Regions from separate parts of the Mus musculus genome. Here region 2 is linked to region 1. Evidence: chromatin loops called from intact Hi-C (ENCODE). Cell type or tissue: heart. All regions are shown on one strand. Links, peaks and the distances in the headings refer to the core of each region. The heading gives the core; the rest is flanking DNA. Region 1 holds the start of 2310020H05Rik (RIKEN cDNA 2310020H05 gene). Region 2 has its middle 23 kb from the start of Gm35279.

Region 1 (13,681 bases), core at 4,713-9,712:
TGGCCCCTTCGGTTGTCTAGCGCTCCGGATGGATTTCAACACTGCTTTGTGTAATGAGCGCTCTTGTAATTTGTGTAGCTTTGCCTGCCTTCTATGGGAATGATGGTTCTATGTTCACAGCATTTAGACTGTGCCTTTCAAACTCTGAGAAGATAGAGGCTTTGTTCAGTGGGTCTGGGTGGAGCGAGAGTATGAACTTCTTGTGGGGAGCTGCGGAGGTTTGGGGGACCGGGGATAGAACCCAGTACTGTGCCTACTAGGTGAACACTCCGCCACTCAGCTGCATCCTCAGCACTGCAGTGTGCTTCTAGCCAGCTCCCAGGAATGACACAAAGGACACTTGTTGCCTGGGCAAGAACTAACGGCTCCCCGGAGTGGAGGGTCCCAGCACACGCCCAATTTCTGCTTCCTAGTACTTACAAAAGAACTCCACATCCCGTGGCCCCGGGTTCCCGGTCGAGAAGAGAGCTTTGGTGAAAGTCCCCTTCTCTTAAAACTGCTCATTTTCCATGGCAATGCACACCACTGTGCAGTCCGAATGGAGAGCAAAAACCACATCCTTCCGACGGACACTGAATAACCAGAAAGAGCCAATCAGGCTTCGACATGCTAATGAGTGTCCTTGGTAGCCTCTGAATAATTGATCAACAGAACCGTTCAGTGTTTGCTGCTCTCGCCGGCTCTGCTCATTATGGAAGATGATTCATTCAGTTCTAGGGAACAGATTGTTCCACGGTCTAACTCCACTTCCCTTGCTAGGGTTTTTTCTGTTTTTTGTTTTTTTAAATAAAACCCGTGCACCTGTGAGACTCATATGCATGCAAGTGCTCATGGAATAAGAATGAGGGAATTCATTTGTGTTCCACGGCCCACAATGGCAGTAACCTCTCAGGGCTCTGCCAAGCTTTGGGAATAATTTCTTTCCTCAGAGAGGACAGAAGATATAGATGTGTCAAGTCTCCGCTGGATGGGGAGACAGCAAGAGCAAGCTGAATTGAAATGAGACCATCTTCCCCAATAAAGCTCGCTATTCACTAGGCTAGGCAAACCATCAGTATCAAATTGTATGCCTGCATTTCAGGGTGTGCATTTGGGAGCTAATTTGGTGTGACCAGTCTCTTTTAGTCACGTGTCCCTGAGTGCTTAAGGAGACCCTGAGAATTGGAACCAAGAAGTTTGATTTTGCTCTCAGTGCCTGACGGTTGAACAAGCTACTGTGGCTTGCCTAGAACCCTTTCCATCCCCCAACTTTGGCAACTTCTCTATTTCTTCTTACCACCTCTTCCTTTCAGTGAAACGATGTGTCTGTGTGTGTGTATGTGTGTATGTGTGTGTGTGTGTGTCTGTGTGTCTGTGTGTCTGTGTGTGTGTATGTGTGTGTGTTCTATAAATCTGATAAAAACTAAGCCTGTCTCTGTGTGTCCCTGAAGCAATTGGCATAGTTATCACAGTTGGCACAGTTGGCACAGCTGGCACCTGTGCAGATCTAGCCTAGATGAAATCTAGGGTCACAGCCCAAGGTATGAGAACCTCAACTTTGTCCTTCAAGAATAAAAGAGACAAGTTGCCCAGGATCCCTAATTATGCCAAGTCCCAGGGACAAGCCCTGGGAAATATCATCTATCCTTAGTCCTGAATCCTGCTCCAGTTTCCAGACACAAATGCAAGACAGCCCATTCCCAGAGGACAATCTGAAAGGGTTGGGCGTGGAGCTGGACCCAGCAGGTTCTCGCTGGCATGTCTCCAGCAAGGCGGTAGATGGAACTGAGCTCTGGGTGGGTCTTCCTAAGACTAAAATTCTCCACCAGACTGCAAAATACTAGCTCCTAGGGAACCCTGGAATTCATGATGGTCAGCTCCGGTAGGGATTGACTGATGGATGAGAACACTGTCATCATTCCACAAGTTAACTCTTAGGGTTTGATGAGTCACTATCCCCAGAGAGGAGACAGCGTCAAGAATCTGCTTCAGTACATTGCTTCGAGCCTGTCAATCACAGGTGGAACGGAGGAGCTAGAAGGTGGAGATGATAAGCCCTTCTCCTTTCCCTGCTTCTTCTAGCATACACTGCCTGCTGTGGACGTTTGGCCCAGCTGGGGCCCTTTCTCGTGGCACTCCCTGATTTGCATTTGGAAGACGCGGTATCTCTCTGTTCTGGCTGACTCTGGATATCTGAGAGACTGAGGATATTGGTGGAGACTCTTCCATTCCCAACCTTATCGATGCTTTGAAGCCCCGTGTTCCCTTGAATGCAGAGAGCTGTCCTGTGCCCCGACATGGGATGGACAAGGGAGAGAAGATAACACACTCTGGGTAGGGAGAACATGTCGTGGCGATGCAAGGGGTTACTCCGCCACAGCTTACTTGGCACTGGGGTAAAGCCAGAACTGCTTTGGCTACACAGAGAGAAGGCACTGCCCAGAACTTAGAAAGGCAGACTATAGATGCCAGTGTTGGAAAAGGACTTCCCTTGGAAGAGCAGGCACCACCCACCTGCGATCCAAGTCCCAGCTGCTGTAACCCCTAACCCCATCTTTCCTTCAGAACGTTGCCTAGTGTGCTTGAAAAACTTGCATTCATCTGGGTCTTCTGAGAATTGATATCAAGGAAGGACAGAATGAGCAAAGCTTCTGAGTGAAGCTATCTAAAGGAACAAAGTATGAAAAGAGCCAAGAAGGTTGGGAGGTGCATCTCGGAGAGGCAAGGATGGCCCTAGGTGAAGAACACATGGAGATGGTGGGCACTTCCTAGACTGACACACATCACAGGGGTCAGAAAAGATTCAACAAAGTCCTTGAGTAACCAAAGATAGCCTTCATTACCAGAAATGGTCCTGCCAAGGCTCACCATATGAAGCAGAAAACCACCTACGGGGACCACACTTATGCCCTCAGCCAGATGCACGGATGCCATTCCTGTGTCTTGGTTAAGGTTTCTATTGCTGTGAAGAGACGCCATGACTAAGGCAACTCTTAAAAAGGAACGGGAGCTGGCTTACTGTTTGAGGTTTACTCCATTATCATCATGGTGAGAAGCATGGCAGCATGCAGACAGACATTCATGGTGCTGGAGAGGGAGCTGAGAGTTCTATGTCCAAGTCAGCAGGCAGCAGAAAGAGACAGTGAGCCACTAGGCCTGGCTTGAGTTTATGAGACCTCAAAACCCACCCCCCTAGTGACATATCTCCTCCAACAAAGTCACACCCACTCTAACAAGGCCACACCCCCAAATAGTGCCACTCCCTATGGGCCTCTGGGGACCATTTTCATTCAAACCACCCCAGTGTGCTTGGCCCTCCCTACCTGAGTCTCTGTGCATTGCAACAGTGAAAGGTGGCCTGGCTCAGGCAACTTTCATCCCAGAGCAGGGAGAAAAGACCACAAGCAAGCAGCATGGGACAGAACAGAGAGGCCAAGGCCGGAAGCCTTGAGTGCAGAAACTCATGCCTGCTCTCTGTGGTACCTGGGGCAGCCTTTAGACCAGGAATTACAGACAACAGCCTGGGCCTGCAGGGGAAGCATGGGCTGGATATGCAGTAGTTTGTTCATTTTAACCCCAAATTTAGCTATGCTCAAGTTAACAACCAGCCTCCTGAGCATGGTGGTGCATGCCTGTAATCCCAGGCTTACCGGAAGGAAAGCACAGAGATTGAAAGCTGAAGGCCGAGCTGGGCTGCCCAGCAAGACCCTGTCTCCATGATGGTGATGATGATGACAATGACGGTGATGATGATGATGATAGCAACCAATTAAAAAAAATCTAACTAACCAACTTAAATGGTCAGTAGTTCTTTCCTGAAGTCTATTCCCATTCTGTACCTAGCCCCTAATGACCCTTAAACACCAATCAGAAAAGGAGAGGAACACATGATAGGAACAGATAATTAGAGATGCTCACTGATTCCACACGCCATTGATGCCCTTCTTCCCCCCTCCCCTCCCAAAATAAAACCAATAGCAGTTCGAAGGCAGTTGGAAATAACTATTTTGGAGAACCTTGAGAAAATGGCTAAAAATGCCATAAAACGTCGAGTGTTGGATTGATTCGCAGCGACAGGGACTAGAGCCTCAGGGATGTAGCCTTCACTTGATTGGGAGCTCCTGCAGTCAGCCTGGGGCTCTGCTGGACTATCACAGGGCTGCATCCCTGCTCTCTGCTGTCTAATGCTACCCTGAAGAGGAGGCAGGATGTTGCCATGGAAAGCCCTTAGTGCTGGCAATTCAAAGCCAGGCTATTTTCAGTTTGAGATCAGCAGATGCAAACTCTGTATCATGTGGTCAGGCTTTGATGTAACTATATGCAGGGATTCCCAACACCCATGCAATACACACACACACACACACACACACACACACACACACACACACACGCATGCATGCGTGCATCAAGAAAACAGAGAACCAACCAAGCAAAGCTTCTGATGATAGATTTATTTCACACTCAATTCTCTTTTTGATAATGTGAGATCTGAACCTGAGAAGTGCTGAGGACGATAGAATCTGCCTTCTTCTACATCCCACGTGCAGTACGGCAATGTTATCTGCTGATCAACAGCAGAAATAGGCAGAAGGCATGCTTTAAGGTGCATCTTCTGTTCTAATAACAGACCAACGGTCAACCCAAATACACAATTTATTTTAGGAAAACAATGCTTTGTATGTGTCTATGTGGGTGCATTGTGTGAGGGGTGTATACACTTATAAGGCCAGAGGTCAGGCAAGCACGTGTGTGACTCCTAAGGAGCCGTCCACATTGTCATTTAAGACAGGATCTCTTAAAGCACTGGTTCCCTGACCAGGAAATCCCAAGGACCTGCTGGTTTCCATCTCCCCAGGAATGACAATTATGTGACAACCACTTCCAGATTTTTTTACTTGAGTTCCAGGGATCGAACTCTGATATTTATGCCTGTCACTCAAACTTGACTGACTGAGTGATCTTCCCAGTTCCAAAATGTTATTTTGGGTTTTGCTTTTCGTTTGTTGTTTGTTTGTTTGTGAGGGGCAGGTGTTTTAATGATATCTCTTACAACCAAGCTGAACAAATTTCAGAAATACCAAGTTGAAGAAAAGCTACAACCAAATGAGTATCTCTACTTTGGTTTCATTGAATGCAAGTTCGAAAACCAGTTAACTGTAAATGTCAAGAGTTGTGGGTGTCTTAGGGCAGGGAAAGGCTAAATTCACTGAATTCCATACCAGGAATTCCCTGGAGGGATGAAATGTCCATTTGATGCGGATGGTGGAGACCTGGTTCAACAGACTCAGCACCATGCCGTTTGCACCCCACCTTCCCAGTACTGTACTGAGTACACCCCACCTTCCCAGTACTGTACTGAGTACACCCCACCTTCCCAGTACTGTACTGAGTACACCCCACCGTCCCAGTACTGTACTGAGTATATCCTACCTTCCTAGTACTGTTCTGAGTACACCCTACCCTTCTGAGATGCAGCTCTCACCTAATCAGGACATTTTTCTCAAAACACTGCTAATCTGAAATTGACCAAGGTAGAAGGAACTTAAAATTTTAGACTGATACAATCAGATGTGGGTTCTGTTGTTCAGTCTTTGTTTTGTTTTTAGTGCTGGGGTTTGAGCCCAGGACCTCCCACATGCTAGGCAAGCACCTTATCCATGAGCCATATCCCCAGCCGCCACCCCACACCTCCAAGTGTCTTCCTCAAGCCCTCATGGGTCTACTCTGAACTGATTATTACCGTGACCACAGTAAGTAACTAGCATGATATATGACTGCCTGTGATTTATCTACAGCAGTGGTTCTCAACCTGGAAGTCGCTATTCCTTTGACAAACCTCTATCTCTAAAACTATTTACATTATAATCCATAAAAGCAGCAAAATTACAGTTATTAAGTACCGTGAAATAATTTGATGGCCAGGCTCTAGAGCATTTTTTTAAGTAGTGATTGAGGGTGTGGGCCCAGGCCATTATGAATGGCGCTATACCTGGGCTGGTGATCCTGGGTTCTATAGAAAGCAGGCTGAACAAGCCAGAAGGAGCAAGCCAGTAAGCAGCACCCTCCACCGCCTCTGCATCAGCTCCTGCCTCCAGGTTCCTGCCCTGCCGAGTTCCTGTCCTGACTTCCTGAATGATTAGCAGTGATGTGGAAGCCTAAGCTGGGCAAACCCTCTCCTCCCCAAATTGCCTTTGGTCACAGTGTTTCATCACAGAAGTCGTAACCCTGACAAGGACACCATACCAAGCCTAAGTGAATCCTACTTTATAAAAGCATGTTTCAAATGTTAAAGCTCTTGGCATGCAAATAAAAATAAAATAAAATAAAATAAAATAAAATAAAATAAAATAAAATAAAATAAAGCAACTTAACAATTGTTGAATGTTTAGTTCACAAGTACTCATTGTATGGCTTATGCATTTATTTATTATCTGGGACTGGGAGTAGAAGCCAAAATTTACACGTGCTAGACAATTCTCTACCATTGAGCTTCAACCCCAAATAGGATACATTTTCCAATGCTTTTTGTGCTATGTTATCATAGTCTTTGAGGTGGGTGCTTCATGTCAAATTCCAACATGGAAAGCTAACCAAGAGTCCTCTCCTAGAGTTGACCCAGACAGAGCCCCTGCTTAAAAAGGTAGACGTGATTAAACATTAGAACATAGCCTTCCTGACTTTTCCTATATTCACCTTTTATATGGAATAAAAAAATACCATTTATACACTGCTGCACATTGTGATCTGTTTATTTAATCACCCACACTCATATTTCTTTATTTTAAAGATAGTGTCTCAGTCTGTTGCCAAAGCTGACCACAAACTCATGGCAATCCTCCTGCTTCAGACTCCCAAGTACTGATTCATAGACTGGCCCATCTGACCCCACCGTCAATGCCTGGCATGGCCATTCATCTGCACAAACATTGTGCATTGGCTCTACGTCTCGATGTTCGTAAGCTTTCTGCACTATGTACCTGTTTATTTAATCAGCCTCCTCCTGCTGAGCGGTTGGTTAGGCATTCACAAACTATCATCATCCCAAAATGTAACAATTAACAGCCTTGTGCTTGGTTGAATCATTTGAAATGACCACACTTTTATACATCGAATAAAAATAAAAGTGAACATGTGGGCTTCGTGGTATACACGCTCTGGGATGTGCATTTCTTGAAGTAGGGTTACTGCTCTAAGGATATTCAAAAAAAAAATCTCAAGGGTTATTAATATCTCATTCTCCTAAAGAATACAGGTTTACCCTGCACTCGGTGGTGCATGCCCTACACAGGAAAAAAAAAGCGTTCATCCTTCTGAATCTATTAGAAAAATCATCCCTCAGAGGTTAGCGTTCTTCCTTTCATTGTTAGTGGGGATGCTCAACATCTTTCTGTATGCAGGCTGCATTCCTCCACCACCCTCCAATTTCTACCTGCACAACAGACAGACAGACAGACACGTACATAGATACATAAATGAAAAAAAAATAAAATCTGGTTTCAAAAGACCTGTATTGAAAGCTCCCTTTACAGGAGATAGAAATGGGCTATTTTCCTGCCTTCAGATTTCTGATACTGGACACACAGACAGGTTGTGTCTGCTCGCAGTGAGCTTCGTTGACTTTAATCTTCTGCTTTCTGAATGTTACTTGGTTGGGAAATCCGGCTTGCCTCAGCGAGGAAAGGCATTCTCTCACCTACAGGTCCTGCACAAGGCTGCCTCTGTGCAAACGTGTTGCCTGGCTACCAGCAGGGGGCCCGGCAGCTCTGTAGGCTTCCTGACTGCCTCCATTTTCTCTCCTCCTAAACAAGGCTGTCTCTCCAGCACAGAGAGGTAATTGCTGGCTTCTGCTTAGACAGACTAGCTTAGCGAATTAAAGTCGTCTGGCTTCCACCACAGCAATTAGTATGCAAATTACCGGTATATTACCTGCCTAGTCATAAATTACATTGACAAACTTAATATTCACAGATGCAACATACCAGTGTGGATCATTTTTCTGGTTTCCAGTGGTAGCAGAGCAGAGCGATTCATCACCTTATTGAACCGTAACACATTAAATCAACAGTTGAGAAATTAAGCATTTTTCAAAGCATTTTGTTATGCACTTATTTCTTTCAGCGGGCAATGAAGCAGAGCATTAAATATGTGGTGTGTCTCCATAGACTAAATGGCCAGCGGATACATTTAAGCCTAAAATAGTTCTTTTGTAACAACAACCAAAAAAAAAAAAAAAAAAAAAAATCCACAGCAAAGGAAAATCTATGAAGTAACACAATCTATTGAGTCCTCTTTAATGTCATTAGAACCAAATACTCTCTTTTCTAGTTCAGTTCCCAGAACCGTGAAAAACCACTAATCCCAATATAGAGTTGATGCGAACACTGTTCACTAATGGGAAATGTCTAAGCCCAAGGATTTGAGCTGCATAGGCTGACAGTAAATCTTTATGGTAAAGCGGTGTATGTTGGTTAGCTCACTAAATTAATTGCACCTAACTATGTGGGCTTTGCCAGTTTTAACTAAATACACTTTTGAGTCTTTTTACTGAACAGGGGGTGGGGGTGAGTTCAAATCGAGAGAGACAAGTTCAAGTCTGTTCATGACTATAGTATCGATCTTCTTCCATTATCCGAGAGATAAGCTGCATTCTTCGTCAGGTCAGTGACGTGACCCCTGAGCTCGGACAGACTCAGCACTGGCCCCAGGCAGATAGTTTCTGTCAGTGTGCCAGACGCTCTCCAAGTGTTTTGTCTGCAAAGGCCTCCAAGGAGCTCGGGAGAGTCCAAAATTCTTCCCTCCCAGGCCTGCCTGCACACTCCCACAAAATAGAACGGCCTTTGCTTTCAGATTGTGACACTGCTATGCAAGTGATCAAAGGACATGTCTGTTAATCATTTAAGCAAGGAAATCCGAGAAAGTTCACTAGAGATGGCTCACAAGAATACCCCGAGAGAGACTCAACTTCAGAGGTGCAGATAGAGCTAACCACAAATCGACCACAGGGCTCATGTCTTAGGCGGGCTATTTGACTTTGAAAAGTGAGTTTACATACACAATACTATCTTTTGAACCAAACCACCATGTCCCCTGTAGAGATGGGATAGAACAGCACTCTCCTGGGACAGCCTGGGCCTGTGGTATCTCCTGTGTCCCACCCCCACCCTCACCCTCCCACCCCCACCATATCTGGGAATGTGTATCATCACTCCAAACACTGAGAAGAGCCAGTTTGGGCCTGCCTTTCCCCTCAAGCTGTCTCACACCTCCCTCAGGGGAGCTCACATCTTGAGAGGTAATAAATTATTTTCAAGAATCTCCCCGCAGAATGAGGCAAAGTGAGGGGAAGAGGAGTCAGTGCAGTCCCTGTGTGGCTCCAATAAAGGAGGTAACATTCAAACTTCCTCCCAGGTGGCTTCATGTCACCCACCCAGGAGCAGGAAGAGCAGAGCAGCACCCGGAGCCGGAGCTGGAGGAGCTGGCAGGAGGTGTTCCTCACCTGTGTGGCAGACAGACAGTCACGTGACTCCAGGGCAGCTGACTCTGACACGCATCTTCCACTGAGCACACACAACTGTGCTGTGACCAAGTCACTCATCAGAATGTTCATTTACATGTCAAGATAGAGTCTCCATCTTTATTTTAAAATGCCAACTTTAAGGGCTTATTTGAAAAAAAAAATAAGGAAGGAGGAGAAAAAGAAGCCTCGTGTGGCGCTATATACCTTTAATCCCTCGATTCCGGAGGCAACGTTAGGGGGATCTGACTTCTAGGCTAGACTGATCTACACAGCAAGTTCCAGGACAGCTGGGGCTGTTACACAGAGAAACCTATCTCAAAATAAACAAACAAAGAAGAAAAATGGATAAAAAAGAGTTTATTTGTATCATTTAACTGGATGTGTGTGTGTGTGTGTGTGTGTGTGTGTGTGTGTGTGTGTGTGTGTGTGAGCGCAGGTGCCTGCAGAGGCCGCAGGCATTGGCTTTCCTTGAGCTAGAGTTACACATGGTTGTAAGCTGCCCGATACGAATGTTTGAAACTGAACTCAGATCCTCAGATGAGCAGTGACTGTTTTTAATCAATGAGCTATCTCACCAGCCTCTAAAATAGCTTCTTTATAACAATCTGATTATTAGAATAGACTTTTAAGTCTGAGCACAAAACCTTTACTCATCAAGAATTGTGCTTCTTTAAAAATTATTTTAACGGGCAAGTAGAATTACATATTTTACAAATGTGTACATTAATCATATGTAATATGATATTTCGAAGTATGTCAACACTGTAGAATGACTACATGGAGCTGGTAAGATATGAATTACTGGACTGGAGAGATGGCTCAGTGGTTAAGAGCACTGACTGTTCTTCCAGAGGTCCTGAGTTCAAATCCCCACAACCACATGGTGGCTCACAACCATCTCTAGGGAGATCTGATGCCCTCTTCTGGCCTGTGGATATATATGGAGCAGAGCACTCAAACATTAAAATTAAAACATTAAAATCAAACATTAATTAAAAAATTTAAAAAGCTTAATGACCCACAAAGACTTAGCAATCTGGAGGGCAGTCAAAGGCCTTCCTAAGTGACTTTCAAAACTACACCACATCATTATTAACACCGTTACCACTGGGACAATAGATCTGTCTCACTGAAATTTGCATCTATTGACCATGTATTGTCTCCTAAATCAGCCCCTAGCAACTGGTAATCACCAGTCTACACCCTGGTCAAAGAATTCAGTCTTTCCTGGAATCCACACCGGTGGCTTTGGCTTTCATTGTCTGATTTATTTCACTTTCTATGTTGTTCTCTGAGCTTGTTCAAGAGCACACAAATGATAGGGTTCTCTTATTTTTAAAGAGTGAGTAGCATTGTGTTGTGTCTGTTCGCTACACCCTATCCATACTTACTTCAGTGCCTTTTGAAACACACCGAGAAGTGAGATTACTGGATCATAAGATAGGTCTACTTTAGTTTATTAAAGAAATCCCCATACTGACTTCCATAGCAGGTTTGCTAATTACCATTCCGACCAAAAATAGCCAAGTGTTCTCCTTTCTCCCTCTCCTCCATCCTCTGGTAACTACCATTTTCCCAGGGATGAAGCGCTGTGTTATTATGGGTAATCTTAACTTCCGAGAAGATCAGAGCTGTTGCTCTCTTTCATACACCCGACATCCATTTGCGAGTCTTGTTATGGAAAATGTTTGTGCTTGTGATGAGAGATTCTGATCGTCAGTCTGACAGGATCTAGAAACACCTAAGAGAAAAACCTCTAGGCCCCGGCATAGTCTCACAAGAGAGAGCTATAACTGGGTCCTTTCAGCGAAATCTTGCTAGTGTATGCAATGGTGTCAGTATTTGGAAGCTGATTATGGGATGGATCCCTGCATATGGCAGTCACTAGATGGTCCATCCTTTCGTCACAGCTCCAAATTTTGTCTCTGTAACTCCTTCCATGGGTGTTTTGTTCCCATTTCTAAGAAAGGGTAAAGTGTCCACACTTTGGTCTTCGCGGGGCCTAGCAAACACAGAAGTGGATGATCACAGTCAGCTATTGGATGGGTCACACGGCCCCTAATGGAGGAGCTAGAGAAATTACCCAAGGAGCTAAAGGGAACTGCAACCCTATAGGTGGAACAACAATATGAACTAACCAGTACCCGGGAGCTCTTGTCTTTAGCTGCATATGTATCAAAAGATGGCCTAGTCGGCCATCACTGCAAAGAGAGGCCCATTGGACTTGCAAACTTTATATGCCCCAGTACAGGGGAACGCCAGGGCCAAAAAGGGGGAGTGGGTGGGTAGGGGATTGGGGGGGTGGGTATGGGGGACCTTTGGGATAGCATTGAAAATGTAAATGAGGAAAATACCTAATAAAAAAAAAAGAAAAAAAAAAAGAAATCCCATTTCTTGTTCCCTCCATCTCCTGGTCACCACACTGGGATGGACTGAGTCTCTCCACAGTGCATGTACCAAACTCTTACCTGAAATGAGACAGTATCACTGAGGCTGATGCCTGTATGAGAGATACCCAGGAGCTTCTTACGTCCTTTCCAGCATCTGAGGATACAGTAACATGTTGTCAGCCTCCCCAGCATCAGGCCTTCACCAATCATGGAGGCCTTACCTGGGAGTTCCATGCTCTAGAACTGGAAGCAGTAAACTTAAATCATTAAAAAAAAAAAAAACCTCTGAGCAAGTGTGGAACTGGGTTTCTAGACTGGGTTGAGGTGGTAAGGCAGGATCCATATTAGTCAGGTTTCTCTAATAGGAAGGGAACCGACAGAACAAGTATATAATATATATTGCTGGAGAGCTGTTGGTTTCTAGTCAACATCGGAATCCTGAAGAAGTAGGTTGTAACACCCGAGAAGGAACCCCTCACAACAGAATGGATGAGCTTACGAGCAAGAGTGTGGGTAAACAGGCAAAAAGAAAAGCTCTCCTTCTTCTATGGCCTTTAATGTGGCCACCAGCAGAAGATGGTACCCAATTTTTGAGGTGTGTCTTCCCCACCTTAAACGATCCGATCAAGAAAGCCCTCACAGCATTCTCCTGCTTGGGCTTTAGTGAATTCTAGGTGTAACAAGCTAACAAGAAGATTAGCTGTCTTCCCATGTGCTGTGAGTTAGAGTCCAAGGCGTCATTAAGAGAGGAGAAAGAGCTGAACAGTAGTAGCAGCGTTCATCCCTCTCTGCTTCCTGACTGGGCATGCAGTGGGACTGATTGCCACCAGTCTCTCCTCCGTGATTGGCTGTCCTCCCCATGATGATCGGCTGTCCTCTCCATGACTGGCTATTCTCTCCATGATGATTGGCTATCCACTGTCAAGTCATGAGCCAATATAAACACACACACACACACCCTTTAAGCTACACTTGCCAGGCATTTTGCCACAGAGCAGGGGGAAGTAACCAGTATAAGATCATTTACCCATTTTTTAAAGTCTATTTGTTTTCTTACTGTTGAGTTGTTGGATTTCTTTATATACCCTATTAACTTCCAATTACACGTATGATTTGCAAATATCTTCTCACTTGGTTTTCTGTCCACTGTGTCCCTTGGTTGCTCACTGTGTGCAGCTTTTTAGTTTTCTATAATCTTATTTGCCCTTTTTCCTGCCAGTGTTTTGGAGATCACGTCTTTAAAACCACTGTCAAGTCCATGTCCTGGTGTGCCCTGCCCCCTCCCTCCCCCCCCCCCCCCCGGTTTTCTAATATTAGAGCTATGGTTTCAAGTGCATGACTTCTTTATTACTCATTGTAGGAAGGATATCTAAGGAGCGGAGGGTGGCAATGAGTGGTATGAGGTCATAGATTTAAGAGCAAGACCTAAAGAGACCATGAGACAGTCAACAACACAAAAGCATGAGATGCTCTGCAGCAACAGTTCTCCAGGGCTGAGATCAAGTCGTGAGTATATCATCTTTGTGAGTGGCCTTAAAGAAATGGATCTGTTGTTCTTTGCCCTTTCTGCCTTACTAATAAATCAAAAAAGATCCACCAGAACCTTTCTTTAAAAAATTAACAGAGATGATCCGCTGAGTGCCTTGAGAAGTGTCTGGCATGTAATAGCCATGCTCTGTGATTACCAGCTACTAGCTGTGCCCCACGGGTCCAGTGTGCCATGAGGCTCCACGCCTGTGGATCCAAGCAACTGTGGATTAAAACTATTTCAAAAAACAGATGTATAATGAATACA
Region 2 (15,388 bases), core at 3,986-8,985, 75 kb after region 1:
AAATATGGCTGGAACTGGATCTTTGGCCTTGGACTTTCCAAGCCCTAGAACTGTGAAAAAATAAATCTCTATTGCCGAACCCACCCAATGGGAGGTGCTTTCTTCTCATGGCCCAGTAGACAAATACTCCCAAGCACAACTGCTTTTAATGTGCCTGCCCCTCAGCCAAGCCAGTCATCTGCTGGGAATTTAGCCTAAGGAGAGAAACACAGGATTTTCTGCAGAACTGAACATGTTTCTGCAAGAGAGAATTGATGGAGGAGCTACTCCTGACAGTACAATACATACTTAACAAAGTTTAAAGTGTAAGGAAGAAAACGTGCAACTTTTAAAGAGGGGCAAATAATAAAAGTGTCCTTAAGTCCCTAAGTGTATATGATTTTAGTAGTGAAGGAAGGACATGGGCTTAACAAAGTGTGGTGACTGACATACACCTCCAACTTGAGCGGAGGGTCAGTAGTTCAAAGCCATCCTTGACTGCACAGTGAACCCAAGGTGAACTTGGGCTGCATAAGATCCTGCCCCAGAAAATTGACTAATATTGTTTTTAAAGATTTACTTATTTATTTTATGTATAGGAGTACACTATTTCTCATCTTCAGACTGTATCTGTCTTCAGACACACCAGAAGAGGGCATCGGATCCCATTACAGATGGTTGTGAGCCACCATGTGGTTGCTGGGAATGGAACTCAGGACCTCTGAAAGAACAGTACTCTTCACTGCTGAGCCCTCTTTCCAGCCCTAACTAATATGTTTTAAGGCATCCTGGGAGAGTGGTTTATAGACACCAGCTCTATGACTTAGGGCAAGATGCTAATTACTTAGTGTCTTACCTTTCTCCATCTCTAAAAGGAGCTGCTATGGCAGGAAGTGGTGGTATTTAAAGTCCTCAACAAAGAAGGTCTCCGTTGAGGTAAGCAGAGTGGATATTCATCAGGGTGGATAATTGGCAGAGGTACTCAGCATAATGGGTACTGGGCAAGGAGGGTAGTCAGGAAAGTGGGTACTCAGCAGAGTGAGTACTCAGCAGAATGACTGCTCAAGACTCCAGCAGTGTAAGGATTTCTGTCCTGCCTTGAGCCGTAGCCACTAAGCCTGTGGCCTGGGGCAGATCCCTTCATTTCTCCGAGCTTCAGATTTTTCATCTACAAAATGAAGCCCCTGGCCAGCTTATCTCTGAGAAGCCTTGTCTAGGTAAAAACAATGTAAATCTGTGTCCTGTGGGTAAGGAGAGACAGCATGACTTTAAGTAACATGAGAAACAGAAGTAGCATCATCCTGCCCACTGGCACCTCCTCCCCAGAAAGTCCGCAGTTGCTCCCACCTTATGTGCAAGAAGATTTTTTTCATGTTGAAGGATTCTGCCGGACCCTGCGTGGCAGCCATTTTCAGAAATGCTGATTATGAAAATACATCACAGCAAAAAGCTACTAAGCATTCAGCCTTGCATTTAAATTAATTTTTATTTTAATGAAGCCCAATAGCAACCTCATTTACTTGAAAAATAGTAACACTTACACGGGGGGCACTTCATTCATCTCCCCGGCAGGCGCAGTTGGTATCCAGGCAGATCTTTCATGACCACTCCAGTACCCACCCTTTGAGAATCACTGAACAGAGGGCATTGTGGGAATCTTCTCAGGGCTCTCCAGGGATATCTGCTTCCTGTGACTATTTCCAGGTTGAAACTGGGCTTAAAGGTTTAGTGTGCTGTGCTATAGCTTTAGGAATATTGCCCCAGAGTGTGGATGCCAAGTAACCCCATGTATCCCTTTGGCATCCATGAGGGCTTGTGAGGTTAGGTTCTGCCTCAGAACCAGAAGACAGTCCTCAGAAGAAGGGGATTCATGAGCTTCGTATGGGCCACAGGTTGGACATTTCCTCTTTGTCCTCTGAGAGATGATCCGGAGAAGGCCACCCCCTTAAACCAAAATCAAACTGTCATTGGGATTGTTCGATGCAGTGTGGATGATACAGATGGATATCAAACTTGGGCATGTGGGTTTGAACGACAGTTTGCAAGAGGCTGGAGAGATGATGGCTCAGAAGTTATAAGCACTGGCTGCTTTTGTAGAGGGGATGTCACCTACTTGGTGGTTCACAGCCACCTGTAACTTCAGTTCTAGGATATCTGATGCCTTCTATCAGGCACTGGTGTGGTACACATACATAAATATAAACATACATACATACATACATACATACTTACATACATACAGGTGAATACTCAGATACATAACAAAAATTAGTCTTAAAAAGAAAGAGAGTCACCCAATGTCTCTTCTTCTCAGTTTTGTAAAAAGTGACACTGGTAATAACATTAGATTCAGTAGTGGCTGTCATCTAAGAACCATGAAAGGATCCCAGGAGCCTCCTGAACACTGCCAAATGACGGAATTATTACTAGATGTATTGTGGAATTTTTTTCCCAGTTTAAAAAAAAAAAAAAAAGCTTCTCTTCTACCCTTGCTAAAGTCTGGCCTCCTCAATAGAGAACCTTTTAATGCCAAACAAAAATGACCAGTTTAATCCCCTGCACCGCCCATGCCTGTTTGCCATGGGCTGTGTGCATAAGAATGATCTAGAGAAGCGAATGGGTTTTTTGTATTGTTTTGTTTTGTTTTGTTTTGTTTTTTGTGAAGTCCCACATATCTTCTCCCCTCCAGCTTTTGTAGGTGAGCTATTCAAACCACATCCACAACACCAGCTTGCTCTGATCGCCTAGGATAACAAGGAGTCTGGCTCGATTTCCCTGCTGGGGAAGATACAGCCCCATTGTTGCCTACCTTTGCCTAGATTTGCAAAGCTATCTCTTTGTTCATTCTTAACAGTAGGACCTGGGGCTTAAAATCTGTGCTCTGATTTATATGCTAGAGAAGAACACATTAATTTACAAAACTCCAAGAGCTCCGGGGCTAAATGAAAGCAGTTCCATTGATATGCAATCTTCTCTGGAATCGAAGAGCATACGTATTTTTTGAGAAAATATTAATTTATATTAATTTATACTGTGTAGGGAAAGCACTCCCTTAAAAGCTTAATACCGCCAGCAGAGTCATCAGATTTTCAGCCTTATCTTGCCTAACTTCATGACAGAGCACTCTAAACCACTAATGAATATCCCTTTAAAGTCCCAATGCTTCTTGTTAGCCAAAGCGTGGGAGCATTGGACATGTCTCAGGTGCACAGGACTCAGACCTAAAACAACAGCAGCTGTCTGTAAATGCAGGTGATTGTCGCTGCCGTATGCAAGCTGCTGGAATACAAAGTGCTTGTCTGATTACCCTCTGGAGCACGGCCCTAGAGGTGCAGTGTGAACACCACTAAGGATATGTATCCTGAAATTCTTACAGGCGAAACGAGAGCATGCCTGTGATTTGCCTCACAAGGAAAAAGATGAACTGTAAAACATCACAAGCTATATGTGGATACAGACATAGATGGTATTGAAAGAGCAACAGAGATGGAAACAAAGGAATGAGACAGGACATTGTCCAGAAGCAAAGAGACCATATTGGGCTTGATAAAAGGAGCATTTGTACCATCTTTACCCTGTATTTCTGTATATTCTGTATATATACATGTGTGTATACATATATGTATACATATATATTGTGTGTACACACATATATAAACATGTGTGTATATTTACATATGTGTGCATGTATGTATGCATGCATGCATGCATGTACAAAAACACATATATATTTTTTTACAATAACATGTTTATTTTCTCAATTTTTATACATGATTTGGCTTTCATTTTTGTTTTACTTTTAAGGAAAAGGTTCAAGTTTTGACATTTATGGTAGGACTATACAGTGTTAACTATACATTCTGTCTTTAAACCCGAACAAGGTCTCTCGGCAATGCTCACTTTGTGCAGGCTTGGACCTGCCTGCTTCAGCACCTTTTCTTCCAGAGGCTGTTCCTTTCCAATTTACAGAAGTCATAAATCTCCCAGTAGCTTACCAACTAACGTTCATGGCTTCTCTTCAGAATGCCTGTGACAGATTCTTGAGTACGTATTCGGTTGGGTTCTTTGTGCATTTGCATTGTAGTTTAAGAGATGCTGGTTGCCAAGAGACAGAGCCAATGACCATCTGGCTTATTACTATATACAAAGTGCCCACCATAAAGCTGGCACGTAAATGTATATTGAGCAAGTGAGTGATTGAAGCAGAATCCATGCAGGAAGACAGATGAATGAATGGGTTGATGAATGAGTGTTTGAATCAAGGTCTGTGCAGGAAGACAGACATCTGCACTTCGGTCTCATAGGCCAGGGGCTAAGACCAGACATAGCAATAAATATTTGAAGTGGTCATGAATATCTTGTTTACATTCAAAGAGCTCCAGGAAAGGCTGACATGAGATTCTAGACCTTGAAACCAATCTACCTCCTGCAGGTGAAGAAACTGCAGCCAATGGACTCACCCTGCTGGATGGTGACCCAGGAGCCTGCATCTCAAGTCCCAGGCCAGTACCCTATCACTTCACCTCTCTGGCTGCTGCTGTAGAGCACCAACCCTCACTGCGATGGCTCCAGAGGTTCTTCTTGGCTTTTGCTAGCACAGAGTCTGGAAGAGAATGAATAGGTGGTTCCTCTGATGGCCTTTGTGAAGGTTATTAAACAGAATATACGCAAACCTCCTTTGACACCAACACTCATTTAATTGCTAAGGACTCTCAAATCTCAAGCCAGTGGGAACCTCACTTCCTTCCAACAACTGCTCCACCACACATACTGTCTGGTGTCCCCAAGAGCCACGTTGGGGTTTAATCATCACTGTATCTTAGATGTTTAATAATTGCATGTAAATGCATGCTAAGCACCTGTTACAATAGTTACCATTATTGAGTGCCTGCTGTCTACCATAAATTATCTAAAGACTTGATATGACATGGCCACTCAGTGTTCACAGCAACCCACTGAGAAAGGTGATGGTGTGCCCACTTCGGGTGTGAAAACTGTGTCAGACGCTTAAACGACTTCTCGTGTTAGCAGCTTATAGAGCTGGAAATGGCCCCGGGTAGACTGGGTCCTGCAACCACACTCATAACTTCACACAATTCTGCTGTTGTTGCCAAACATGATAGCGGTTTATTTCTGCACTGTTGTAAGATCAGAGGGGCAGAGTAGTCCCAGGGCTGCCAGGAAGACTCCAAATTCCTCAACAGGTGACTTTGACCTCTAAGGCGGCTTGACTGATAGACACTCCCTGCAAGTGGGGAGGCAGGAGGAGGAAGAAGCTGGCAAGTTGTTTCTTCTCACTGGTCCCTTTCCATTCTAAAACCACTTCAATCCATGGAAGAAATAACAAGACAAATGTAAAAGCAAGAGCAAGCTGCTCAGCTCTGGTTATCAACTGTGGACACACACCATCGCTCCATTATCTCTCCTGGGCAGCTAGAAACCTCGAAAATGACAACAGCTGATCAGAGGCGACATGACTTGGGGGCTTTCTCTTTTATTCTCTTTATTGTTGAGATGTTAATTGCCCCACAAGAAAAATCACAAAAAAATTTGAATATGTTTTTATTTGTTTTGTTGTTGGTGGTTTTTTGTTTTGTTTTTTGAGACAGGGTTTTTGTTTTGTTTTGTTTTGTTTTGTTTTGTTTTGTTTTGTTTTTTGAGTCAGGGTTTCTCTGTGTAGCCCTGGCTGTCCTGAAACTCACTCTGTAGACCAGGCTGGCCTCGAACTAAAAAATCCGCTTGCCTCTGCCTCCCGAGTGCTGGGATTAAAGGCGTGCGTCGCCATGCCCTGCTAAATATGTTTTTAAAGATAAAAAAATATCAAGCTATGTATTGAGATGTAAAGTGAATAAATAAGTTAATTTTTTAAATACCAAGCTAGGGGTGAAGGTGTGTACTCAGGAGGCTGAGGCAGGAGGATCACAGCTTTGAAGCCAGCCTGGGATATCTTACAAGACACTGTCTCAGAAAAACAAGAAAGAAGCCCAGACAGACAGACACTGCCAGTTCTGCTTCTCCACACAATAGGAAGGAAAATCAGAGGTGACACAGGTCTATGGAAGCAACAGGATCTCAGGAGCCTGGATAAACCTCAGAGACCTCCTTATCCAGAAAGTCCATGAATTTCTAAAGGCTGACTGTAGGTCCAGGGTAAAACACAGAAACCTGTCTTCTTTGTAAGTCTGGCAAGAAACAGCAAGGAGGGTAACTAAGAGGGATTTCAGGCGTGAGGGACTGAGGCCTGGGGCCTTTCAGTGTCAGCTCCTCTCCTCCCCTCCTCTATTCCCGGAGGCTACTCTGAGGGCGGAGGCTGCTCTGAGGGCGGAGAGGGAGCCTTGGACACAGGGAGCAGGGGCACGTGACACAGGATCACTCCATGAGCTCCAAGGGTAGAGATAACCACTGTGAGCAAGCAGCTGTCACGTGGCACATTGTGTCTCTGATAAGTTTCAATTAAAAGTAGCAGAATACATCCAAAAAGTGAGGGGGGTGGGAAGCCCAGTGAATTCCCCTTATTGTCCCTTTAGTTTGTTACCATGGAGTTATTGGTATCGTTTCACGGCTCCAGCACAAATGGCTCCGGCACAAATGCCCCTACGATTTATTGCCGGGTTTGGCCCTTTTAATGGATTTTTTTTTTTTCCAAGAGGAGCTTGAATACGGGGCTTCCGTTACACATCCCTTGTGGCATAACCTAGAGAGAGCTTGCAATAAAGTTTACCAAGGCAACAACACCAGCCTTGGCTTAGTTAGAGCAGACTGTTTCTAGATGGATTCTGTTGTAACCCTTTTCCGCCCATCCCGTGACAACACGAAACTGAAGGGTTAATCATGAGCACCCAAGTCTCCTATGTTGTTGAGGTTTCCTGATGGGGGAAGGGGAGGAGGTTACAAAAAGACACATACATTATATTCCATTTTAGAAAGAGACCTTTTATAAATTGAAGAAAAAAAAAATCAATGAAGCCATCCAGGAAGCTGGTAGCTGTGTTTAATTAAGACAAACTACCAAAATGTTCTATCAGGAAAACAAAAAATTATTTATTTAACGATTTAGAAAGTGCTTAAATCTCAGACTCTTAGTTTGTTAGGTGAAGAGACTGTCAATAAAAATCAGTTTGCTGGGGTCTGTGGGGTGTGCCGCCGTCAGCATCAGTCCCAGGATTCAACCAGAGGCCTTTGTCAACCTTCATTAGCTACTCTGCCTCCAAGGGGAGGAAGAGCATCTATCCGGTACTGGTACTCGCTGACAAACCATTAAAAAGAAAGCATTAAGCCCACTGGTCTTCTAAGCCCAGGGGAGAGAGGGGAAATGTCCTAGGATATCAGCTGTGACCAACTAACATGCAGAAGGAATGGGGGTGGGGTGGGGTGGGATAGGGTGGGGTGGGTGGGGTGGGGTGGTGAAAAGGACTTGAGTGGCTTTTGCCAGTGACTGCAGACTTCATTCATCAGGGGTGATTTGCTTTTTCTGGCTGTTTCCCAATCTCACTTTCCATAGAGAAAAAGAAAGAAAGAAAGAAAGAAAGAAAGAAAGAAAGAAAGAAAGAAAGAAAGAAAGAAAGAAAGAAAAGAAGGAAGGAAGGAAGAAAGAAAGAAAGAAAGAAAGAAAGAAAGAAAGAAAGAAAGAGAAGAAAGGAAGGAAAGGAAAGGAAAAGAAAAGAAAAGAAAAGAACGGAAGAAAGGAAGGAAGAAAGAAAGAAGGAATGTTGTGCAATTGGGAGGAATTAAATAATTCAGTAAGTGGATAACTCTCTCCCATGGAAATCCAGGCCTGGTGTCACTAAGCTGAAAAGTTGAAGCAGCACTTTTGAGTGAGCAGATGACACAGTCAAAACATTTTTTTAACATTTTAATTATTTTTATTTTATGTAAATGAGCACTTTGCCTGAACATGTGTTTCTAAGTCACATGTATGCCCTGTGCCCACGGAAGCCAGAGAAGGCACTCTATCTCCTGGGACTGGAGTTATATATGGTTTTGAGCCACTGTGTGAGTGCTGGAAACCGAACCTTGGTCCTCTGGAAAAGCAGCTAATACTCTCAACTACTGAGCTGTCTCTCCAGCCCCAAAAACCTTTCACTCATAATATAACACAAGAGCAGCAAGACCCACAGTGTTTGCTTCTTTCTTACATTTTAAAACTGTCAGGTAACATTATCATGCTGTTTATTCCTGTGATATCTGACTTGTACTGATGTCAGTGGCCACCACTCTAACTAACCTCACTGGGTGCTTAGCATTATCTCCTGTCAGCTCCTTAGACTGCCCACCACCCAGAGTGGAGCCCTTCAGACTCAAATACATCCATAGGTTCCCATGGCAACCTGATCCGAGTGATGACCCTGACTAAGGAGACATGAGATCAAGGCTGAGATTCCATATTTTTTTGTTTGTTTTTGTTTTTTCAAGACAGGGCTTCTCCCTGGCTGTCCTGGAATTCATTCTGTAGATCAGACTGGCCTCTAACTCACAGATCCACCTGCCTCTGCTTCCCGAGGGCTGGGATTAAAGGCGGTGCAACCACGCCCAGCCAGATTCTGTATCTCTAACAAGCATCCAGGTGCTGAGAGTCTCGCCCTGAATGTAAATCCCATTAGCATTGATCTCTAAAATTCCCAGCAAGAGATAGAATCACAATTAACAATCACCTGTGAGTTGGTTCCTGAAAGGTAACAGTGACTGTTTTGAAAGAGAAGTCTATTTTAGACAGGAATTCTAAAATCCAGATCTAGTCTTCTTAAAGGCTACTTCCACAGATAGACATCATTTTAGCTCCCACAGAGTTTCTTTCAGGTCGACCAGTATTGGCTTCAGGAAGTGATCCAAAACTGAGCACAAAGATCCACTTAAAGCAGAGTTCCAATCCAATACGTTCCCGCGGCTACTCTATCGACCTCTGCTTGGCTCTTCCTCTGCAGTGATGTTCATCAACAAATTGAAAGGTGCTCTCTTTATTTTTGAAAAGCTCTTCCCAGGAACAGAATTCAAGTTTATTCCCTTGCCTCTAGCATCTGCCATTCAAAGTTCATTTACATGAGGCCTAAATAAGAGTCCTACAATTATCAGCACTCGTTTGCTTTGAAATACATTAGCCTGGTAAGACTAGACCATGGAGGTAAAACGCCGAAGGTTCAAAACAGTCTAGTTCATTTATGACAGCGTGACTCTGGTTTTGGTGTGTTGTTTTGTTTTTTTGTTTTTTTTTTCAGTTTATTGCAAGAAGAGGTTACACTAGTCTGAGTTAAAAGTGGACCCCCAATGGTGACATTATACAAGCTGTGAGGGTTTTACATTTGTGATAAGAGAAGAGAGGAACATTCTATTCAGGGCAAAGAAATCTTCATTTACACTTTAAAGAGCTACAAGTATTTAAGACCCATGAACCCTCCGATGATTATCCTTAGGCAGTCGAGCCAGTCTCTATCAGAGACACTCATGTTCCTTTGCTCTGGTCACCTTGTGACTGAATTACTCCCCATATTCTGGATGCTCTGAGAGAAGCTTTGCAAATTTCTTCTTCAGTGACTTTACATAGTTCTTTTTGTCATCAGCATGGGGTTACTCTCTTGGAGAGAAGTGTGTGTGTGTGTGTGTGTGTGTGTGTGTGTGTGTCCGTCCCTACTGTTTCTCTGTTGAGTTCTTATGTGGATAGATCATCCGTGCCAGCCTTTAATAGCAAAGGAATAGAAAGAACGGAGATCTTCCTCAGGGTAACTGAGGGAAGGGAGGGAAAGAAGGCTCTCAGATTCTTGATGGTTTTGAGTAGGATGCTAATACAACAATGCTCAGCTCTCTATTTCTTCTGTGTGGACCCCAGAGATTAAGGTCAAACCATCAGGCTTAGTAGCAAGCTCCTTCACCCACTGAGGCATCTTGCGGACCCCTTAGCTCTGCTTTGATTTGTTTTGTTTTGTTTGTTTGTTTTTCAAGATAGGGTTTCTCTGTGTAGTCCTGGCTGTCCTGGAACTCACTCTGTAGACCAGGCTGGCCCCAAACTCAGAAATCCGCCTGCCTCTGCCTCCCAAGTGCTGAGATTAAAAGCTAGCTCTGCTTTTAATATTTACTTTCTCCTAGTAATCTTGTAACACTTCATAACCATCCCCTTGATGAGTCTTAACTCCGTTAAGGGGATGGATACTTCACAGTTTTTGGATTTACAATGCTAAAATACAAAAAAAAATTAATTTTTCTCTAATTCACGTGCACACTAAATAGAATATAGTAATAATACCTTGAATATAGATCTCTTACTGAGGATAGCTAAGCTCACCAAATGCATGATTAGCAGGCTCAGACATGACCATAGTTCCCCATGAACATAAGGAAAATGGTAACAATAACAACAACAAAAACCAGCTAAACATATTCATTCCAGAGAAATTATGATCTACACTGCACTACTGATGAGAATAATAATAATCAATGCTTATAATAAGCCAGAGAATATGCTAAGCATTTTGTATACGAGCAATTGTTCTTTATAACAATTCTACAATGCCCTCAATTCACTGATAAAGTAAGGAATTGTTGAGAGGTTAAATAATTCATCCAGTGTTAAAAATACTACTAAGCAGAACCAGGTTTCCCTCCAGGCAACCTACCCTCTGAGCCATGTGCCAGATGCTGCCCTGGGCGACAGTGATGATCACTGAAATCATCCAGAGAGACAACACATGTGTGCATCCTTAGCATCCCCTGTGGGATGGACCCCTCTTAGCCTCTCCACTGAGATCCACCCTATCCCTAGTCATCAGGAGTGGGATAGCCTTCTCTCCAGCAGAGGCCAAGCTTGAACTCAGAAGTCTTCTAAGCCCAGTGTTCATCAACCATCTAAACCGGACACGTGGATCAAAATGTACTCTTCCTAATTGAGTACATGAAACACAATCATTTATTGATTTCAAAGTGAATGTATATGCAAAAAAGAGGTCATTTTAAACTAGCATTAGTCTCATCTCTATCTTATAACCAGCTCCTGTTTCAACGAGTTTCACATCAAAAATAATTGCGTACCTGGATGTAATGGTGCACATCTTTAGTACCCGCCTCTCCACTCCAGAGGCAAAGGCAGGTAGATCTCTATGAGTTTGAGGCCAGCCTCATCTACACAGGGAATTCCAGGCCAGCCACGGCTACATAGTGAGACCCTGTCTCAAAAACAAAACAAAAAAATATAAATAAGAAATAAATAAATGTTGTTGATATGATATGATATGATATGATATGATGATTGCAGGTCCTGAAGAGATAGCTCAGTTGTCAAAAACACTTGTTACTCTTCCAGAAGACCCAGGTGTGATCCCCAGCACCCACATGGTGACTCATTGCCAATGCCCTTTTCTACCCCCCTTCCCCACACACACAGGTATTTACACGCACATGATGCCCAGACATCCACATAGGCAAAACTATCACTCACAGAAAATAATAAAGAAATTTTAAATCCATAAACACTTTCTAAAAAGAAAACAAACTAAACCAAACCACAGAGCTTCAAAGATGGCTCCATCCACACAGTGTTTAATGGGCAAGGCAGCAAAAGGGTCTAATTTCAATCCCCCCATAATCCATGTAAAAAAGCCAAGTACACCAGTGTGGGCCTATAATTCCAGCACTAGGGAGGTAGAGACAAGCAGATTCCTGAAGCTCACTAGCCAGCTATTCAAACCAAATTGATAGATTCCAGTTTCAATGAGAGCCAGTTTCAAAAAATACAGTAGAGAGTAATGCTTAATGTTGACCTCTGGTATATGGACCTCTGGTATTTACACACACACACACACACACACACACACTGCCCCCGCCCCCGCCACTGCCACCACCACCACCAATTTAAAATTTTTTTTTTTTTTTTTAGAATTTTATTTTATTTTATTTTATTTTAAAGATTTATTTATTTATTGTAAGTACATTGTAGCTGTCTTCAGACACTCCAGAAGAGGGAGTCAGATCTCGTTAAGGATGGTTGTGAGCCACCATGTGGTTGCTGGGATTTGAACTCTGGACCTTCGGAAGAGCAGTCGGGTGCTCTTACCCACTGAGCCATCTCACCAGCCCTTAAAATTTTTTTTAATGCCAAAATGGAGCATTTGTTTGACTTGCACAGTTGGGTGTTGGCCAGGACCTGGTTGGTCTCTCTGGTGCTCAGAGAACGGTTCGTCTCCCTTCTGTCATGAGTTGTCCTCCTGAGGCAATGGCAGAGGCAGAGAGAGAGGCAGAATCCCACCTGGGCTCGGATCTCACACACTGTCATGTGTGCTTTGTTCTCTTTCAGAAATATCCACTGCCAGAAGACAGAGAAAACGCCCTCAGCCCACAGGGGTGATGGGCACTGCAAATTCATGCAGCAAAAAACCTTGACCCAGCTGAGGGACGGGGCAACTGGGGCCAGTGCTATGGTGGCTAAGATCTCTAAACACAGTTCCTTAAGCTAAGTTAATTAATTACAATAGCAGAATAATAATTTTCCACAACAATGAAGAAAAAAAAAAAACCCTACCAAAGGTTAAATGAGCCATGGACCTCAGAAGGCTGGTGACTTCAGGGTATCCTTGTCTGGAGAACGATATCAAATTTACCGTTCTCACACAATTCATTCCTAAGCAGCCACATTTCACTGAGAAGTGCCAATAAATCACTTTACTATGATACGGTGGCCCCTTTTACAGCAATTTTAAACGAGCAACCTCTGATGTAACACTCTGATGTAACATTCTTCATTTTCTCTATTTGTTCTTAAGAGGAGTTTTCCTGAAGCAGAAGACATCTTGAAACCAAGTACTGGCCTCCAGAGGTAGATTTCTACCTTCTGTATACTGGGGGGGGGGGGGGGGGGGGGTTGGGGTTGGGGGGGGGGAATAATTGGATTGTGTTTCCTCATTCATGACTACTTAAATATTCACTTTCTGAGGTTGCATTTTAGTGTGTTTTTATGTTTTATTCAGGACACAGTGTTCCAGTAAACAACCCAAGCCTAAATCAATGGCTTATACCGACATTAAGTATGCCATTAGCACACTCCTTTCCAGAAAGATCTGTGAAGGGCTGTCAACAAGCCCACAAAGAAAGCTCTTCTGCGTTTGGAGTAAATGATAAAGCAGGTACAAGAAATAAGAAAGGGAAGGGAATTTGAGAATCTCTAATTCCCTTCATGGCCAACAGGAATTGCTGTCGCTTCTGTAATACTTAGGGCTGATGACACAGCACAGGCCATTTTTCTCACTCTGTTCCTTCCACCTCTGGGGCTTACACGTTCACAGGGCGATGTGACTGACACTTCAGAGCCACGGTCTTTAATCCCCACGTCACCCGGAGCAGTGGGAGAATCCGTAGAGCAGCATTTCTGGACAAACAGTGGGGGTTCTGCAACTCAGATGGGCTCACTGAAACCGCGACTGCAAACAACAGGTTACTGAATTCTTTTATTCATTTTCACCAGCCAAAAACTGAGAAGCCTGCAATGATAGTCCAGGGGAGTGGGGGAAGAGAGAGCTGTACAAATTAGCAATGGTGAGCACCGGCAGAGCTCTTGAGGTCAGTGGTGCTTTGTGCAAAGTACCAACTTAGAGAATGCCATCGGTCGTGGGCAATGGGGCAGAGAGAACACGGAGCAACTTAAAGAGCAAACGAGAATTCCAAGTCTAGACTGGGGCAGTTACATCTCTCTTGAGCTCATTCAACTTTCGACCACATTCATCTCCCACTCACCATCTCCAACTTCTCCCAGATCCTCTACCCAACAACCCCTCACACCACACACACAAACACACACACACATCACAACACACATATCACATCATACACACACGCAGACACACATCACATACATCACACCACACCACACACACATCACACCACATGTACATCACACCATACACACACAAACACACACATCACACTACACACACACACTACACCACATGTATATCACACCATAAACACACAAACACATACATGTCATGTGACACACACGACACACACCATACACACACACACACACACATCACACCACACACACTCACACATGCCTGCATGCGTGCACACACCAGCACTGAGGCCAGTTACTGCTGCCCACACATACATAGGTGTGTGTGTAGCCATCCACTGGAGCATGGTCAACTTGACTACATCTCTAAAGACTGTCTCTCCATCCTCACAGTCATCGGCTGCCAACAGCTGCTCAGCAAGGCTTGCAGGCTCTTGTGTCCCCCTTGAGCTCAATATAAAGGCGGTCCAGTAATAACATCTTCATAATGATGGCCCATAGTCACTCAGAATGTATGGAATTGTGGTCTGCTACCTATTTTAAGAACTGGGCATGTGGGAACGAGAGAGAGCTGAACAGTTGAGGTTGCTTGCTGCTCTTTCAGAGAATGGGAGTTTGGTTTCCAGCATCCATGTCAAATGTAACCCCAGCTCCAGGCGATCCGACACCCTCTCCTACCTCTGAGGAAACTCACACTCATGTGGTCACGCACACAGACACCCAAACATATACATAATTAAAAGCAAAGTAAACCTTTTTTTTTTAAAAAAAAAAGCAAAATACAGGGTGAAAAATAATTTTGAAGATTTGTTTTATATATGAGTAAGTAATAATTTTATTTATTCTTCGATAACTTTATACATGTACACAATGAGTTTTTGATCATGTCTACTCTGTTTTCCCCATCCAACTCCACTGGAATCCCCCAATGTGTCCTCCTTTCCCAATATTACGTCCTCTGGTTTTAATACCCTACTAGATCCAACTCGTGCTGCCCAAGTGCACACGGGTGTGGGACCATCCACTGAAACATAAGTGGTCCACCAATGGCCACATCCTCAAGGGAAAATGGCTCACCCTCCCCAGGAGCCATCAGCTGCCAACATCTCTCTTCTGGAGTTATTTTGTACCTTTGACAGTGTTGCTGAGGTATAACTAGCATTCAAAAGAACCCACATATTTAAGGTTACATTCTAGAGAGGGTTGTATATCGCTGTGAAATTATCACCAGAATAGAGTACAAACCCACTCACTTTCTCCAAAAGACAATCCCTGCCTGACCCTGCAATGCCTCCCACAGCATCTCTGGACCACCAATATGCAGCCTGTAAGCCAAAGTGATCTGTTTTTTTTGTATGTGTGGATTCATTCCCCATTTTTTATCAATGAATGCAAACATTAGCTTCACTCTGTCTGGCTTCTTTCACTGGACCCTGGAAATCATGCCATTTTCCACCCATGCTTGTAGGAACAGGCTCTGTTTCCCGGTACTGAGAGCCAGATACCTGCTCTCCCTGATCATTCGAATAGTTTTTTTTTTTTTTTCCAGGAAACCCAGCTGGTTTTCACACTCGCATGAGTGGATGGGTGCTCAGCTGAAAACCAGAGAGGATCCTGTGCAGATCTCTGGAGGTCTCTCTC

What was found. Hi-C counts contacts between places; a loop is a spot of excess contacts. Peaks named below come from ENCODE experiments on the same cell type or tissue, not always from the same donor. Only the 100,000 strongest peaks of a DNase experiment are listed, where the experiment ranks them.
Region 2: a loop joins it to region 1, with 2.2 times the contacts of the local background. A loop is called at or near these places in 1 of 42 quality-filtered maps.

What each region holds. Positions count from the first base shown.
Region 1 is chr13:99,087,565-99,101,245 of GRCm38, reverse strand. It overlaps 2310020H05Rik (RIKEN cDNA 2310020H05 gene), which reads left to right and starts at 13,325. Exons shown (of 6, transcript NR_045495.1): 1 at 13,325-13,392. Gm807 (predicted gene 807) reads right to left here and starts at 547. Exons shown (of 2, transcript NR_168041.1): 1 at 421-547. In heart, for the core only: a CTCF peak has its summit at 7,719 (motif pointing right); DNase peaks (open chromatin) are centred at 7,725 and 8,705; H3K27ac peaks cover 1,550 bases.
Region 2 is chr13:99,010,024-99,025,411 of GRCm38, reverse strand. No RefSeq gene overlaps it. Among named protein-coding and RNA genes, the nearest start is that of Gm35279, 23 kb to the right of the region's middle. In heart, for the core only: no CTCF peak of the experiment used is centred there; a DNase peak (open chromatin) is centred at 6,341; H3K27ac peaks cover 1,745 bases.